Regions from separate parts of the Homo sapiens genome. Here all the other regions are linked to region 1. Evidence: chromatin contacts called from ENCODE Hi-C or POLR2A ChIA-PET data. All regions are on one chromosome and are shown on one strand. The core of a region is the stretch at or near the end of the contact, and the rest is flanking DNA. Distances in the headings are between cores, read along the strand shown. Region 1 overlaps RPGRIP1 (RPGR interacting protein 1). Region 2 overlaps HNRNPC (heterogeneous nuclear ribonucleoprotein C). Region 3 overlaps HNRNPC (heterogeneous nuclear ribonucleoprotein C).

The links. Hi-C counts contacts between places; a loop is a spot of excess contacts on that map. ChIA-PET counts read pairs that join two places held with the same protein, here RNA polymerase II (POLR2A). Pooled maps may share reads with other maps.
Region 2: POLR2A ChIA-PET joins it to region 1 with 10 read pairs in WTC11. The contact joins two enhancer-like sites. POLR2A ChIA-PET finds 5 or more read pairs at or near these places in 9 of 52 experiments (A673, CD8-positive, alpha-beta memory T cell, GM12878 and 6 more).
Region 3: a pooled map shows a loop between it and region 1 (3-fold over the local background). The contact joins two enhancer-like sites. A Hi-C loop is called at or near these places in 10 of 50 pooled maps. POLR2A ChIA-PET finds 5 or more read pairs at or near these places in 9 of 52 experiments (CD8-positive, alpha-beta memory T cell, Caco-2, GM12878 and 6 more).

Annotation. Positions count from the first base shown.
Region 1 is chr14:21,306,485-21,311,651 of GRCh38, forward strand. RPGRIP1 (RPGR interacting protein 1) reads left to right here. Exons shown (of 25, transcript NM_020366.4): 7 at 1,247-1,352; 8 at 4,100-4,123. Among named protein-coding and RNA genes, the nearest start is that of RPGRIP1, 29 kb to the left of the region's middle. RefSeq lists enhancers at 2,400-2,927, 2,750-2,909. Within about 2 kb of position 2,372, at least 12 of the 41 ENCODE cell types and tissues checked have a DNase peak (open chromatin) inside an H3K27ac peak, as active enhancers do.
Region 2 is chr14:21,213,816-21,218,982 of GRCh38, forward strand. All of the region lies in intron 5 of HNRNPC (heterogeneous nuclear ribonucleoprotein C), which reads right to left. Among named protein-coding and RNA genes, the nearest start is that of LINC00641, 9.5 kb to the left of the region's middle. RefSeq lists an enhancer at 4,885-5,167. Within about 2 kb of position 2,221, at least 2 of the 41 ENCODE cell types and tissues checked have a DNase peak (open chromatin) inside an H3K27ac peak, as active enhancers do.
Region 3 is chr14:21,231,333-21,236,499 of GRCh38, forward strand. HNRNPC (heterogeneous nuclear ribonucleoprotein C) reads right to left here. Exons shown (of 9, transcript NM_004500.4): 3 at 2,621-2,897. The coding sequence starts at 2,861. Among named protein-coding and RNA genes, the nearest start is that of LINC00641, 27 kb to the left of the region's middle. Within about 2 kb of position 2,284, at least 2 of the 41 ENCODE cell types and tissues checked have a DNase peak (open chromatin) inside an H3K27ac peak, as active enhancers do.

The DNA.
Region 1 (5,167 bases), core at 1,122-3,621:
GACTCACTCTGTCACCCAAGCTGGAGTGCAGTGGCGAGATCTCAGCTCACTGTAATCTCCACCTCCCAGGTTCAAGTGATTCTCCTGCCTCAGCCTCCCGAGTAGCTGGGACTACAGGTGTGCGCCACCATGCCCAGCTAATTTTTGTATTTTTAGTAGAGACGGGGTTTCACCACGTTGGCCAGGATGGTCTTAATCTCTTGACCTCGTGATCCACCCGCCTCAGCCTTCCAAAGTGCTGGGATTATAAGCGTGAGCCACCGTGCCGGGTGTATTTTACTATTATTATTATTATTATCATTATTTTTTGAGACAGTCTCACTCTGTTGTCGCCAGGCTGGAGTGCAGTGGTGCAATCTCGGCTCACTGCAACCTCCCCCTCCCAGGTTCAAGCAATTCTCCTGCTTCAGCCTCCTGAGTAGCTGGGACTACAGGTGCGCACCACCACACCCAGCTAATTTTTGTATTTTTAGTAGAGATGGGGTCTCACTATGTTGGCCAGGATGGTCTCAATCTCTTGACCTCGTGATCTGCCCGCCTCAACTTCCCAAAGTGTTGGGATTACAGGCCTGAGCCACCGCACTCGGCCACTATTGTTATTTTTTGAGACAGAATCTCACTCTGTTGCCTAAGCTGATTTCAGCTCACTGCAACCTCCGCCTCCCGCAGTTCAAGCGATTCTCTTGCCCAGTGTCCATAGCTGGGATGACAGGCTTATGCCACCACACCCATCTGACTTTTGTGTTTTTAGTAAAGACAAGGTTTTGCCATGTTGCCCAGGCTGGTCTCCAACTCCTGACCTCAGGCCATCTGCCCGCCTCAGCCTCCCAAAGTGCTGGGATTATAGGCGTGAGCCACGGTGCCTGGTTCATAATCTTCTTTTTAAGTTTTCTAGCACGTTCAAACCTCACTGGTTTCTCTAAGGAAACGGCTGAGACCTAGCTTGACATTGCAAGGTTTGTGGGAAATTATGAACACCATCATTTAAAAAAGTAGTTATTATCTTTTCTCATAACATAAGCTTAAGGTTAGTGATCTCTATCAAATCTTGGCTGGCGTGATGAGAAATGGGAGAAAGGAGATTATTTACTAGACTGTACATACACCACATACTTGTGTTCTAGTGTGGGTAAGACGGGAAGGCAAGAGACAAGAGGGAGGTATTCTTACTAGGGCATAGTCAAGGAGAAAATGTCTTTAATTCTATCCATGTTCAGACAGAATAATTTAGCGCCTTTCTCTGCAGAGCTTCCATTAAAGAGAAGGTAGAGCTGATTCGACTTAAGAAGCTCTTACATGAAAGAAATGCTTCATTGGTTATGACAAAAGCACAATTAACAGAAGTTCAAGAGGTGAGTTGCCATCATCAGCTGTGCTTTCTTGGTGGGGGGAAACCCCAATTAAGAGATTCATATTATTTTCTCCATTTTAAATATGAGAAGCCACAATTCAGAAAGACAATTTATAAGTGATATCACACAATTTATAAGTGATATTCAAATCCAAGCCTCACAACTCGGAGTCTATGCTTTTCCCAGTATTTCCCATTAGTTCTCTATTAAGAGGAAGGCTCAAGCTCTGCCTGCTAAGGTGAAATAAAGTGGAGTTAACTTGTGTAAGGGTTACGGTCCCCTACGAAGACCACAACCAGAATGTGATTAAATTAGGAAGCCAAAAGCAGTCACAGGGAAGGGAAGGAAACTAGCCTTTTAATTAGCACTTTCTGTGAGCTGTACTCTGTCCCAGATATTTACAGTCATGATCTTTTTTAAGCCTGACAACAGCCCTCAAGGTAAGTATATTTAGCATTAGCACACATTAGAAACTAACATCTGATTGGTGGAAATAGAGTATCAAGGGTCAAAGTAAGGTCAGCACCATCCTTTTATTGAACAAATATTTATCCAGTACCAGGAATTGCAAAGCACTGGGATACAAAGATTCCAAGGGTAAGTAAGAAAAAACTGCCTTCAAGGAGTTTATAGGAGTGAGAAAACAAGTAAACAAATTCAACTATCCTATGCAGGGTATGGGCAGGACACAAAAGAGAGAGTAGTCAGACCCACCAGTGGGTGAGGTGCTGATATGGCTGATAAGTGGAGGAACACCAGGGCTCTTGTCTCACGCGAATTAGATAAAACGACACGGACACAGGTGGAGCGGCTTTAAGGAGCGGAGAGTTTAATAGGCAAGAAACAAGGGAGAAGAAAGACGGAAGAAGCTCCCCTGTACTGAGACAGAGGGAGAAGGACTCCAAAGCAGAGAGGGGAGACCTCATGTGCCGGGAAAAGTGGCTGCTTATATGAGTAGGCAGGAGGAGGTAGTGTCTGATTTGCATAGGGCTCAGGGGATTGGTTTGACCAGGCATGTCACTCATGTAGCCTGTGGAAAAAACTGGCCCTCCTACCCTAGTCTTTTAATATGCAAATGAAGGGCGCCATGATGTTCTACACACGTGGGGATATGTGGGGGTGGCCATGTTGCCAGGTACAGGTCGGGGAAAGGACAGGAAGACAAGGGCGGGAATCGCCATGTTTGGGTGGACCCAGTTTCTAAAGACCTGTATTTGCATATCAAAGGTTGCCTTCCCGGCTGTAAGAGCCAGGGCTTTCCTGCTAGACAAAAAACGTTTCTGGAGCTGCTTTAAAGGACGAGAAAACTTTCCAAGGACCCCTTTTCCTCTCTATCTGCCTAAAATTATTTTTAATAACTCCTTTAACAGTGCCAGATCAGAAAAGGATTAATGACTGGGTGCGGTGGCTGGAGCCTGTAATCCCAGCACTTTGGGAGGTCAAGGAGGGAGGATCACTTGAGCTCAGGAATTCGAGACCAGCCCAGACAACATGGCGAAACCCCATCTCTATCAAAAATAGAAAAATTAGACAGGCATCGTGATGTGTGCCTGTAGTCCTAGCTACTATGGAGGCTGAGGCAGGAGGATTGCTTGAGTGCTTGAGCCCAGGAGGCAGAGGTTGCAGTGAGCCGAGATCCCGATACGGCACCTCAGCGTGAGACTTTGTCTCAAAAAAAGAAAAAAGAAAAGGATTAATAAAGGAATAGATTTGTGAGTTAAATACTGAAATACTAAAAGATTAGCTTGTGTTAATAAGTGTGTAAGAGAAGAGGGGGCTTTCCATGAGAGCAGAGGTGAGAAACATCAGGTCTGGTCATGAAGGACACACTAAGAATTTTTTTTCTCGTTGTCATTAAAGACAGAACATGCTAGGAATTTAGACTTTATCCTACAAACAGCAGAGAGCTATGTGAAAGGGTTTTAAGCAAGTTGATATGATCAATTTTTTTCTCTCTCAAGATTATTTGACCTTTTTTAAAAAATAAAAAATAAATTTAAAAAAAAAGTTTGGGAGGCTGAGGTGGGTGGATCGCTTGAGGTCAGGAGTTTGAGACCAGCCTGGCCAACATGGTGAAACCCCGTCTCTACTAAAATACAAAAATTAGGTGTGGTGGGGGGCACCTGTAATCTCAGCTACTTGGGAGGTTGAGGAAGGAGAATTGCTTGAACCTGGGAAGCCGAGGTTGCAGTGAGCCAAGATTGTGCCGCAGCACTCCAGCCTGGGCAACAGAGTGAGACTGTCTCAAAAACAAAAACGAAAACTTACCTCTCATATTTGCTACAAGGATTAAATGAGATAATATGTGTGAAATGATTATAATGATCATGATGTGGCAGGTAATGAAACACATAGTAACACATAGCAACTACTCAACTAATTATAGCTGTTGTTATGATCATTCTTTTTTTTTTACTAAAACTGAAGAGATCTTTCTGAAGTGTGCTAAGTAACAGTACCTAATTTAAGATTAAACATTTTTCTTGGATAATCCACCAAGTACAATGCAAATGTTAATAAATGACCCTTCATTCTTTTTTGAGAAATGGTGTGAATGATTGCAGTCACAGACTACTTGGCAAGCTAGGGCAGGGGAAAAATAGCAACAATTAGTAAACAAGTACACAAATTGATTTGTTTTGTGGGATTTTTATAATGTCTTTAAAAATGTTAAGCATTATATTACAGTGATAAATATATCATGAAATTGATAAATCAATAAAATAATAATAATTTCTTTCTTCCAGGCATACGAAACCTTGCTCCAGAAGGTACTTAATGAGAATTGAGTCTCTGTTTCTTAGTAACCAGAATAATCAAACCCAAAGAAATCTATGTTCATCTCCAAGTAACATAACACCAGAATTTAGCTAACTAAATCAATGTTATTATGTCATATAGTTTCTGTTAAAAATGATACTATTATGATTATCAAAAGATACAGATACTTATTGCACTGTTTTCATAAAAATTGAAATATGAAATTGTAGTTGAGAAATATTTGGCATGGTATTTTTAAGCCTATTGCTGGAGCAAATTATAGCATTTGCTCAAAACTTCCTAAGAGTATTCTTCTAGCATGTGTGAGGTGATGAGATATAACAAAGTTGTTGCAGGTATTCTCAGATGGTCTTAAATATTTGGCCCTATTCACCACTGTGAGTGGGCTGCATGTGAAGCTAGGTGAATGTCTGTGCTTAAGAATCACCACTAAGACAGAGTTCCAAACGAGACCACCCAGCTGTGCCTCACCAGAGGAGTCCGCCAGAAACACACACAGAACTTCTGGAGTTAACATGTCACTTGTCTAGGTACAAACGTAGTCATCATAAAAAAGCAGTCAAATAGCTTAGAAAGTGAAGGCAGCTTTGGAAGGTGGCAACTAATTTAAAGCTAGGGATTAATTTGAACCTTGAGAAAATTAAGGCTCAAGGGCCAGGCGCGGTGGCTCACGCCTGTAATCCCAGCACTTGGGGAGGCGGAGGCGGGTGGATGACCTAAGGTCAGGAGTTCGAGACCAGCCTGGCCAACATGGAGAAACCCTGTCTCTATTAAAAATACAAAAATTAGCTGGGCGTGGTGGCTCATGCCTGTAATCCCAGCTACTCAGGAGGCTGAGGCAGGAGAATTGCTTGAACCCGGTAGGCAGAGGTTGCAGTGAGCCAAGCACTATTGCACTCCAGCCTGGGCAACAGAGCGAGACTGTCTCAATAAATAAATAAATAAATAAATACAAGAAAAGAAAATTAAAGCTCAAATGATGAACTACAATTGCCCAGAATGGAAACCCTACCTACCAGGGAAATTATACTTCC
Region 2 (5,167 bases), core at 971-3,470, 93 kb before region 1:
ATCTTGTTCACTACTCACCTATGTCTAAATTCACTGGCCAGTACACACTTAGCACTCAATAAACACTGGTTGCTCAACTAATTGCTGTTTCTATTAGAAATCTTAATTTCAAATGTCTTAAACTTAGTATCCCAGTGATTGATAAAGATACACCAAAGCAGTGGCTTGGTACACTTACATTTGTAAAGAGAAAATTCAAAACAGAACAAAATACTTCTTACATGGACATCAGTTCTAAACTTTCTACATTCCACATTGTCATTTCCATATAAGAACCTATGGCAACGTATGAAAAGGTCTTCAATTCTGCAAGCTTTTTAAAAATGCAACTAACTTAATGCAAAGGCCCAGGTACTCTATAAAAATACACCTACCAACTGTTCTAACTCCAAATATTTCTTAAAAAACAAATGTGATAGTCAAGAACTTTAAAAATATTATTAATCACCTTTGTCATGATTCTCCCTCTTATATATATACAATAGTGGCAAGTTATTCTGAGTTGTAATATCTCCAATCTTCCTGTAGTGAAAACATTTACAAGATCTCATTGCTAATTCTCTCCTCTGTTAACTTAAAAGTGTTTCCACACTATTTCAACAAAGCAATGTTTAATCTTGTCCCAGGAGTGGCTATGGACAGGAACATTTTCCTAAATTAAAAGAGCAAGGAAAGCTGAGATGGAAAGACAGGTTGAGCCCAGGAGGTGAGAGAACCATGACTGCACCACTGCACTCATGCGGAACAGAGCAACACTGTCTCAAAAAAAAAGAAAACAGAAAAAAGTTTGCATTTCCCCTAAGTATGGTTAATCTCTTAGTTTAATCCATTCATGGGAATTAATGCAAAGAAAAAGATACTGAGTAACTTTTTATTATCACTACTTTCCCATTTTGACATAAAGCTTTTGGTCTTTTTGACCAAAATCTTGCAAAGTATAATGATACAGAAACTATAAAATATCAGTGTTCAGAAACTCATATCCTTTGTGAGAGATGGTAACACTTGCACAAACACAAATTGCTTAACGACAATTTCTGGAGGTGAATCAAAATAAGTTATCCATATCCATGAGCATTAAACTGAGCTTAAGCCTCAGTCCAATGGAAATAAATATCTAATCTACCTCCTAAGCCACAAACCTTCACCGGCACCCGTATCTAAACCAATGAGCTAGCTAGCTAGTTCTGTACTATCACTGGAATTTCTTTTTAAAACCTACTATTTCGTCTGACCACAGCCAAAATAAAGCAAGTAATACAGTTTTGTTTTGAATCTATGTAACAGTCTCATGAACACAATTAGGAGTCAAATTCTCTACTTTTCTGAAGAAAAATATTTCAAAATATTTCAGCCAGTTAAGGCTTTTAGTTACACAGAATGCTGCTCAGGCAGAAATGGACTCTCATTCACATCTGAGGAAGTAGTCCTTGCCTCGAAAAATGTTGAGGACGGTAAGTGTGAAAATAGAAAAAAAACATACATAGTGTGACAACCTTTAAGTTAAAAGGGATATATATTAAGAAGCTCAGTATGACTACTTCAAGCACCAGCTAAAAATTAAGCGGAAATTCTCACTATGAGAAAGCTATACAATAGATGAGGCAACAATAGCTGATTACTTACTGATTAAGGCTAGGCTGTTTAAAATCTTTTACCAGGGGAACAAGGACTAAACCCTAGGAGAATTGTAACTGCACCCATAATCAAACTTGATGGTGTTGGTATAAAATCTAGTCAGATTAAGAAATTAAAACACTCTAGAGACATTAATCACCTGAACAGATTAAGACAAAATACACCAGCCAGGTGTGGAGGCTCATGCCTGTAATCCCAACATTTTGGGAGGCGGAGGCAGGTGGATCATGAGGTTACGAGTTGAGACCAGCCTGACCAACATGGGGAAACCCCGTGTATACTAAAAATACAAAAATTAGCCGGGCATGGTGGCACACGCCTGTAATTCCAGCTACTCAGGAGGGCTGAGGCAGAAGAATTGCTTGAATCTGGAAGGCAGAGGTTGCAGTGAGCTGAGATCATTCCACTGTACTCCAGCCTCAGTGACAGAGCAAGACTCCGTCTTAAAAAAAAAAAAAAGAAAGGAAGAAAGAAAGAAAAGGAAAAGAAAAAGAAAAAAAAAACAACAAAACACACCAGCTGGATGCAGTGGCACACCTGTAATCCCAGCTACGCAGGAGGCTGAGGCACGAGAGTTGCTTGAACCCAGGAAGGAAGTGGGGGTTGCAGACAGCCATTGCACTCCAGCCTGGGCGACAGAGTAAAAACTTTTGTCTCCTCCACCACCAAAAAAAAAAAAAAAAAAAAAGACAAAGAATGTCTACCCCAATTCCAAAGTAAAAGCATTACAAGACATGTACTAAGAAGAGGTTTTCAAAGGGAAGCTTCTTAAATGGAAATTCTGACCATAAGACATTAGCTGCAAACAGTGACATTTCCTGGGTCTCAAAAAACCTAGTAATACATGTCAACACTACACCAGAGTAGACGTTAATCTATTAATAATAAAGCTATCATTTGGTACATGGACCATTTAATGGACCACAGCTGATTCTCATCTTAAAAATGTGAACAGATTGAAATAATCTGTTTTGCCGGACAGGGTGGCTCACACCTGTAATCCCAGCACTTTGGGAGGCTAAGGCGAGCGGCTCATTTGAGGCCAGGACATGGAGACGGGCCTGACCAACATGGTGAAACCCAGTGTCTACTAAAAATAGAAAAAATTATCCAGGTGTGGTGGCACATTCCTATAATCTCAGGTACTCCGGGGGCTGAGGGACAACAATCGCTTGAACCTAACAGGCGGAGTTCATAATGAGTCAAGATCCCACCACTGCACTCCGGCATGGATCACAGAGTAAGACTCCGTCACAAAACAAAAATTAAGAGAACCAAAGGAGCAGTTTTTTCCATTCTATCTCCAGTAAATACTAGTTAAATGAACTACCAACTGATGACAGACATCTGCCTCAAACTTAACTATGTAGATAAAAAAACTGATATAAAAAAGTTTAACACAGGTTTACATTAAAATTTAAATAACAATATGTCAAATTGTGACCGAAAACAATAAATCCGTTAAACTAGCTAGCTAGCTAGTTCCGTACTATCACTGGAATTTCCTTTTAAAACCTACTATTTCATCTGACCATAGCCAAAATGAAGCAAGTAATAGTTCTGTTTTGAATCTATGTTAACAGTCCCATGAACACAATTAGGAGTCAAATTCTCTACTTTTCTGAAGAAAAATATTTCAAAATATTTCAGCCGGTGGGGCTTTTAGTTACAAAGAATGCTGCTCAGGCAGAAATGGACTCTCATTCACATCTGAGGAAGTAGTCCTTGCCTCAAAATGTTCGTAACATAGTTGGAATTCTTGATTTTGTGCTTAAAAATAAATCAACCAGCAAAATTTTTGTAGCTTGTGTTTTATTTCTAAACTGAAATCAATGATTTCTAATGTTATTTGCAAGTACTTCACCACAAACATGCTGTCTTAGTCTAGCATCAGTTTACCCGGATACTATCAACTGCAAGCACCACTCATTTAAAATATAAAACGACTAAATGGTAAACCAGTATGCTCATTTGCTCACCACTGGAGCTATACAAGGTATTCACCACATGGGGAAACTCTAACATAATTTTTAAAGAAAATATAATTCTGGTAATTAAGGGGGAAAAAATGGAAATAGATTATTACCACATTGTTGGGTTAGCCTTGTCCAAAGATCACTGATATGGGTTGGGGAACACCATAAACATACCTACTACCAAAGAATAGGTAGCAATAGCTCCTATACTGAGCCAATGGCATCAATCAATAATTGGTTCTGTAATATTCTATCAGAAAGAATTACAAATATTAGTATTTAGGGATATTTTTGTAAATTCTAAGCCATTTGATTGAAAATGGCTCCACGAAGAAAAAATACATTAAATGTACATACTTATTTTAAGAGGAATAAAATTTGACATCTTAATGAAATGTTGCATATTAAGGGAAAAAGTGGTGTGTCTTGATGGTTTCATTAGGAAACTATCTTAACACAAAACCAGACATTTCATGGGAAGACAATTTGAAAATGCACCTGAAAACTTTCTCAGTCAAAAAGAATCTAGTCTGTAACAGGCAGGTTGCTTGAGTCCTAGATCAATCATCAATTCTGAAACTTGACTGGATTCAAGACTGTTTTAAGAAAGGGAAAAAAAAAATCCCTGGCTTTTCTTGTTTATATGCCTCAGTCTCCCAAGTAGCGTGGATTACAGGTACACGATACCAAGCCAAGCTAGTTTTTGTAATTTTAGTAGAGATGGGATTTCACCATGTTAGCCAGGCTGGTCATGAGCTCCTGGACCTCAAGTGATCCACCAGCCTCACCCTCCCAAAGTGCTGCAATTACAGGCATGAGCCACCGTGTGCAGCCACAAATAACTTTAACATTACTCATTTGTCATGGTATTCAACAATACACATACTCCCATATGTCAGTGTTGATCTTTACCAAAGATAAAATTTTAAACTGACAATGTGGTGCAATTTTATTTTTTAAAAAACTAAAATTGAGGCTGGGCATGGTAGCCCATGCCTGTAATCCCAGCACTTCCGGAGGCCGAGGCAGGTGGATTGCCTGAGATCATGAGTTAAGAGACTAGCCTGGCCAACATGGTGAAACCCGGTTTCTACTAAAATACAAAAAAATCAGCAGGGTGTGGTGGCATGCACCTGTAGTCCCAGCTACTCAGGAGGCTGAGGCACTGCTTGAACCTGGGAAGCAGAGGTTACAGTAAGCCAAGATCGCACCACTGCATTCCAGCCTGGGAGACAAAGCGAAACTCTCTCTCAAAAAAAAAAAAAAAAAAAAAAAAAAACTGAAATTGAGTCACATGCAGTGGCTCTCATGTGTAATCCCAGCACTTTGGAAGGCCAAGGCAGGCAGATCGCTTGAGCCCAAGAGTTCAAGACCAGCCTGTGAGACAAAGAAAAAAAAATTGCTGGGAGCAGTGGCTCATGCCTGTAATCCCAGCACTATGGGAGGCCGAGGAGGGCAGATCATGAGATCAGGAGTTCAAGAATAGCCTGGCTAATATGATGAAACCCCATCTCTACTAAAAATACAAATATTAGCTGGGCATGGTGGCACAT
Region 3 (5,167 bases), core at 1,034-3,533, 75 kb before region 1:
CACATAAATTAGAAAATGTGGAACAAAACAACTCATCTTTCCTTAAGACACTGTCTCACTGTCATACAAGCTGGAGTGCAGTGATGCAATAATGGCTCAATACAGCCTAGACCTCCGAAGCTCAGGTGATCCTCCCACCCAAGTAGCAGGGACCACCACGCCTGGTTAATTTTTCTATTTTTCGTAGGGACGAACTCTTGGGGTCACGTGATCTGCCTTGACCTCCCAAAGTGCTGGAATCACAGGTGTGAGCTATCAAGCTCAGCTTCATCTCTCCTTTTAATATTAAAAAGGCTCACAAATTTTTACAAGGCTAAGGCTTCATCTTCCGTTTCTTTGTAGTCTGTTCTTTACCATTCAAGTGTTCCTGAGACTAACATTAAGTCTGTCTTTGGTACTCTCCACCCTCAGATACCACTTCAACTCAACTCTCCCCATTCAAGGTACTGACTGTTCACTCAGTTACTATTACAAGAGAAAACTATCACTGGTTGCCTTTCCAAGAATGGTTCAGCTCATTCCGAATTATTACAAATATATTAGAATGAAATATATTAAAATATATGCCAATTCACAAATTAACATAGTGAAGTGTGACAACCTCAAATCATCCTCAAAGGCAACTTCAGATTTTCTTTATAAGTAAGGATTAGCTGTTCTACACGTAAAATATCCTGGGTTAACGACTGCTTTCTGAATAATTGATCAATTGCTTAAACAACCTTTACACACACCAAAAAAAATAAAAGAGCAAAGGGAAACAACCCTGGTTTTCAAATACAATTTGTAACACGTATGCCCAGCTACCTACCCTGCCACCCACTGCCTACCAAACAAGAATTTATCTTCTCCTTGTTCTAAAAAGCCCATGTCAAAAAGCCAAAAACTCTCTAAAATTCAGTTTACCTTCCCAGTCATGCTACAGCACTCGAGTCAACAGTAACTCCATTTTCATATATACTGCTTTTATTAAAATGAGCTTCATTTTAATATACAAATGCCCCAAAATATAAATTCCAAATTCCACCTCAAACCATTAACTAGATGAGTGTGGGTATTTTTTTAGACAGAGTCTTGCCCCATTGCCCAGGCTGGAGTGCAATCACGGCTCACTGTAACCTCCACCTCCCGGGTTCAAGCAATTCTCCTGCCTCAGCCTCCTGAGCGGCTGGGATTACCGGTACCCAGAACCACAGCCTGCTAATTTTATTTTTTAATAGAGATGGCTTTTCACGGTGTTAGCCAGGATGGTCTCCATCTCCTGACCTCATGGCCTGCCCAACTCAAGCCTCCCAAAGTGCTGGAATTACAGGCATGAGCCACCGAACCTGGCCAAATGTGGATATCTTAAACTTAATCTTATTTATCTTCCCTTTTTATACAAAAGCAGCTCATCAAATGACCAACTGAAAACTGACTCAGGCCAGGTCCAATGGCTGACGCCTGTAATCCCAGCACTTTGGGAGGCCAAAGCGGGAGGATCACCTGAGGTCAAGAGTTGAAGACCAGCCTGGCCACCATGGTGAAACCTCACCTCTACTAAAAAATACAAAAATTAGCCAGGTGTGGTGGCACATGCCTGTAGTACCAGCTACTCGGGAGGCTGAAACAGGACAATCGCTTGAACCCGGGAGGCTGAGGTTACAATTAGCCAAGACTGCACTACTGCACACAATCCTGGACAACAGAGCTAGACTCTGTCTCAAAAAAAAAAAAAGGACTGAATATATTGTCTATTTGCTGAACACCATTACATGAATAACCTTCAGGTTTTGGTACATTAACCTCATTTACAATTCTGACTTTGAAACCATATAAAGTGTTTCAAAACTAAAGAGAATTAAATTTCTGAAAAAGCAATCCAGTAAGATGTAAAAACAATGAAATAGACCCAAATTATGTATCTGGTTGGTTACATAACATTATCAAAGAATTGTTTCACATAACTCTAACCTACCATGCTTTGAGTCAATATACATAGTAGAATGTATACAAAGAATAAACTAAATCACAAATATAAATTTAAAAATAATCATCTTAACTTTGTAAAAACAAAGGTATGATAATTTTGAAACTGAGGCACAAGGTACACATAAAATGAGAAGTTAAAACAGACATCTAGTACAACTAATAAAATAAACATGTGGACACTGGATTCTGGCTTGAATAAACCAAATCATAGGTAGTAAGTACTCTGAGGTGTCATTACATTTTAAAATACAAGAAAATCTAACACTGAGCCAAACTGCAGTCGGCCCAACGGATGGAGTGAAATCCCAATGGGGAGACAAGCAATCAACACTAGAGGGCTCCTCCAGTCTGCTGTGGGCAGGACACAACCATTTAGGCAACGTTTTTACATTGTGAAGTGTCATTCCCAGCTCCCCCTACTCACGATTGTAGTAGAGTTGTCCTAGCTCTACTACACAAAATGGTACAATGAAGAATATCCTTTACTTAGCCAATTATAACTATAAGCCTAATGTATTTTTATTAGGCTAAACAGTCGCAATATCCAGAATATCTCATGCTGTCAGTTTTACAGACATAAAGACAAAAAAAAAACGTGAATAGAAAAACTCAGGCCTGAATTACATCATCAATGAAAAAATTCACTTACCTAAAACCTGGCCAGCAATCATTCTGCCATCCTCTCCTGCTACAGCAGCCCGGGCATTTCTCTCATTAACATACTGAACGAAGGCAAAGCCCTTATGAACAGAGCAGCCCACAATTTTGCCATACTTCGAAAAGATTGCCTCCACATCAGATTTCTTGACCACAAGAGTGTTGAGATTCCCAATGAATACACGGGAGTTCATGGAGCGAGGATCTGTCTTGTTGGTAACGTTGCTGGCCATCGTGTTTGATGGTAAGGTTTCTCACAAAGCCGAAAACTGTAAAGCAAAAAAAAGTATACAGGTGAACAGATGCTAAAAACAATATTCCTTGATAAAACATTCTCCACTCTCACTCTGAATCACTGTTAACTGCCCAGAGTATTAGGCAACTTAAAGGGACTCACAGCATTAAGTATGTATTTGCTAATAATTTCAGAGACTCCAGCCTCTGAATATACTCTAGAAAGTCAACTTCTTCCTCTTCCATTCTATTTCAGCAGCACTAAACTCTAAATTCTCAGGAAAAAAAAATTCTCCCTGGCAGATCATTGGCAATATAATTTCCTTGGACATAATTCCAAGTGGCCCTCCTCTAAGTACTCAAGCAAATTAGATTTGCCTAAATTCTCTGACACCAGTTTCTGCTGTTTTTCACATTACAGGTCATGCTAACTATTCCCTGCCATCAATAATCTTGATTCACGTTGCTTTTATTGAGTTTCACCGGTTCTGTATATATACACACAGCATAGCAAACGTCAAATTCTGTCCCAAGCCATTCATTAGCTAGATTAATATGGATAGCTTACACTTACCCATTAAGTATAATTTTCTTCAAAAGGCAATAAATAGAATCAATTCATTTACACTGGAAACACCTATTTCCAGATACTTCAATTAATCTGCAGTATGCTTTAGATACATAAGTATCAATACCATCTTTTTACAGACTGCAATGACTCGAAGGCTACTTTTTATATAACCTAAAATATAGGACATTTAATAATATCGGATGGTGATGATGATAAAACTAGCCAGTGGAACACGGCATGAATCAAATTAAAGATTGGGGAATTAAAGAAAAATACACAACTTTCCACGCATTATTTAAAACCAAAAATTATCTGTCTTTATGTATGTGATGGAGGCTCAATCCTACCATAACCATATGCAGATTCACAATACCATCTCAGGTCCCGTAAAGCGAAAATGTTTTATTTCATTCTTTTAGCATTTTGTTTCCTGCCTCTTCCCACTCCAACCCCCAATCTTGAACAAGATTTAAAAACATTCTTAAGATTGATTTCCCCTTCATCCCTTTGAAAGGTACTGATAAATCTCAAAAGATTCCAGTATTTGTTATCCTTCCAATCCTCAAGTGAATCATGACAAACTAGTTCTCACGGATGATGTAAAAAAGTCTAATGTATACATATATGTACATAAAAACAGGTAGTTTAACACCATTTCATATATACATGACTCCTATCATTCTGATGCTTAATACAGTCATTTAACAGGCAGTACTGATTTAAAAGCTCAAACAAAACTTCACTTCCTTCCAAATCTTTCTGAAATTCAAAAGTCTGTCTTTGTTACTTTCTAAAGTATATCTTTACAAAAACTTCTTAATATTTTAACACTAAGCAATAAAAATTAACAAACAGTAGCCACTGAAATCCACCAACAGCCTTTCAGCTATTAAGTATGCCAGAAAGTCTGAGGACACTAAAAAGAGGAATTAAAACAAAAATCTGCATTGAGGCCTAACTGGTTTCAGATACTACTGCTGGTTATTAAGATTTCCCATTATTACAAGTGGAGGTATAATCTGGTTTTAAGCAACTATTTTTCACAAATAGGTTTATCAATAGAAAATATAATCTCCATAGGTTTAATGAGAAGAAATTACCAGGGGTGAGGGGCTCCGTAAGCCAACACAGAATACTGACCATAAGGGAAAAAACCCATCAAACCACAGTCCAATGTTCCAAATGGACATTTGCAGAAAAATACAGATGTGATTGAAAGGGGTACCCTTTGGAATAAGACAGAAATGGATTTAAATGACCATTTTCTCAATTTTCACAAGTCTGAGTACATAGCTAGTATTATTTTCACAAGTCTGAGTACATAGCTAGTACTAATCAAGATGCAAGGAATTCATACCCCACGGCATTTTTCATGTGTATCAGGCCTTAATTCTCTCAAAGATCCACAAAGGAAAAACTCAGTAGAAAAGCATCCAGGCATACAAGGATGCTAGCAATGGTTGTTATGAGTTTAAGGATATGATTTCTCATTTTCTTTATGGTCTGGTTATTAAATTTGCTACAAAAATCATCAACTACTTATTTTTAAAATACAAAAATCCCAACTTCCAAAGTTTGCCTAAAATTAATAAAATACCCATACTTACTATGAGGACTTAAATTCAAGATGGAGGCAACAGTAAAGACAGACGTACTCACAATACGGATTAATTCCACTCTTAGTAACGTGTCCTCCTAAGGAATGAACAGTCACTACAAATTCATTCATTTTGG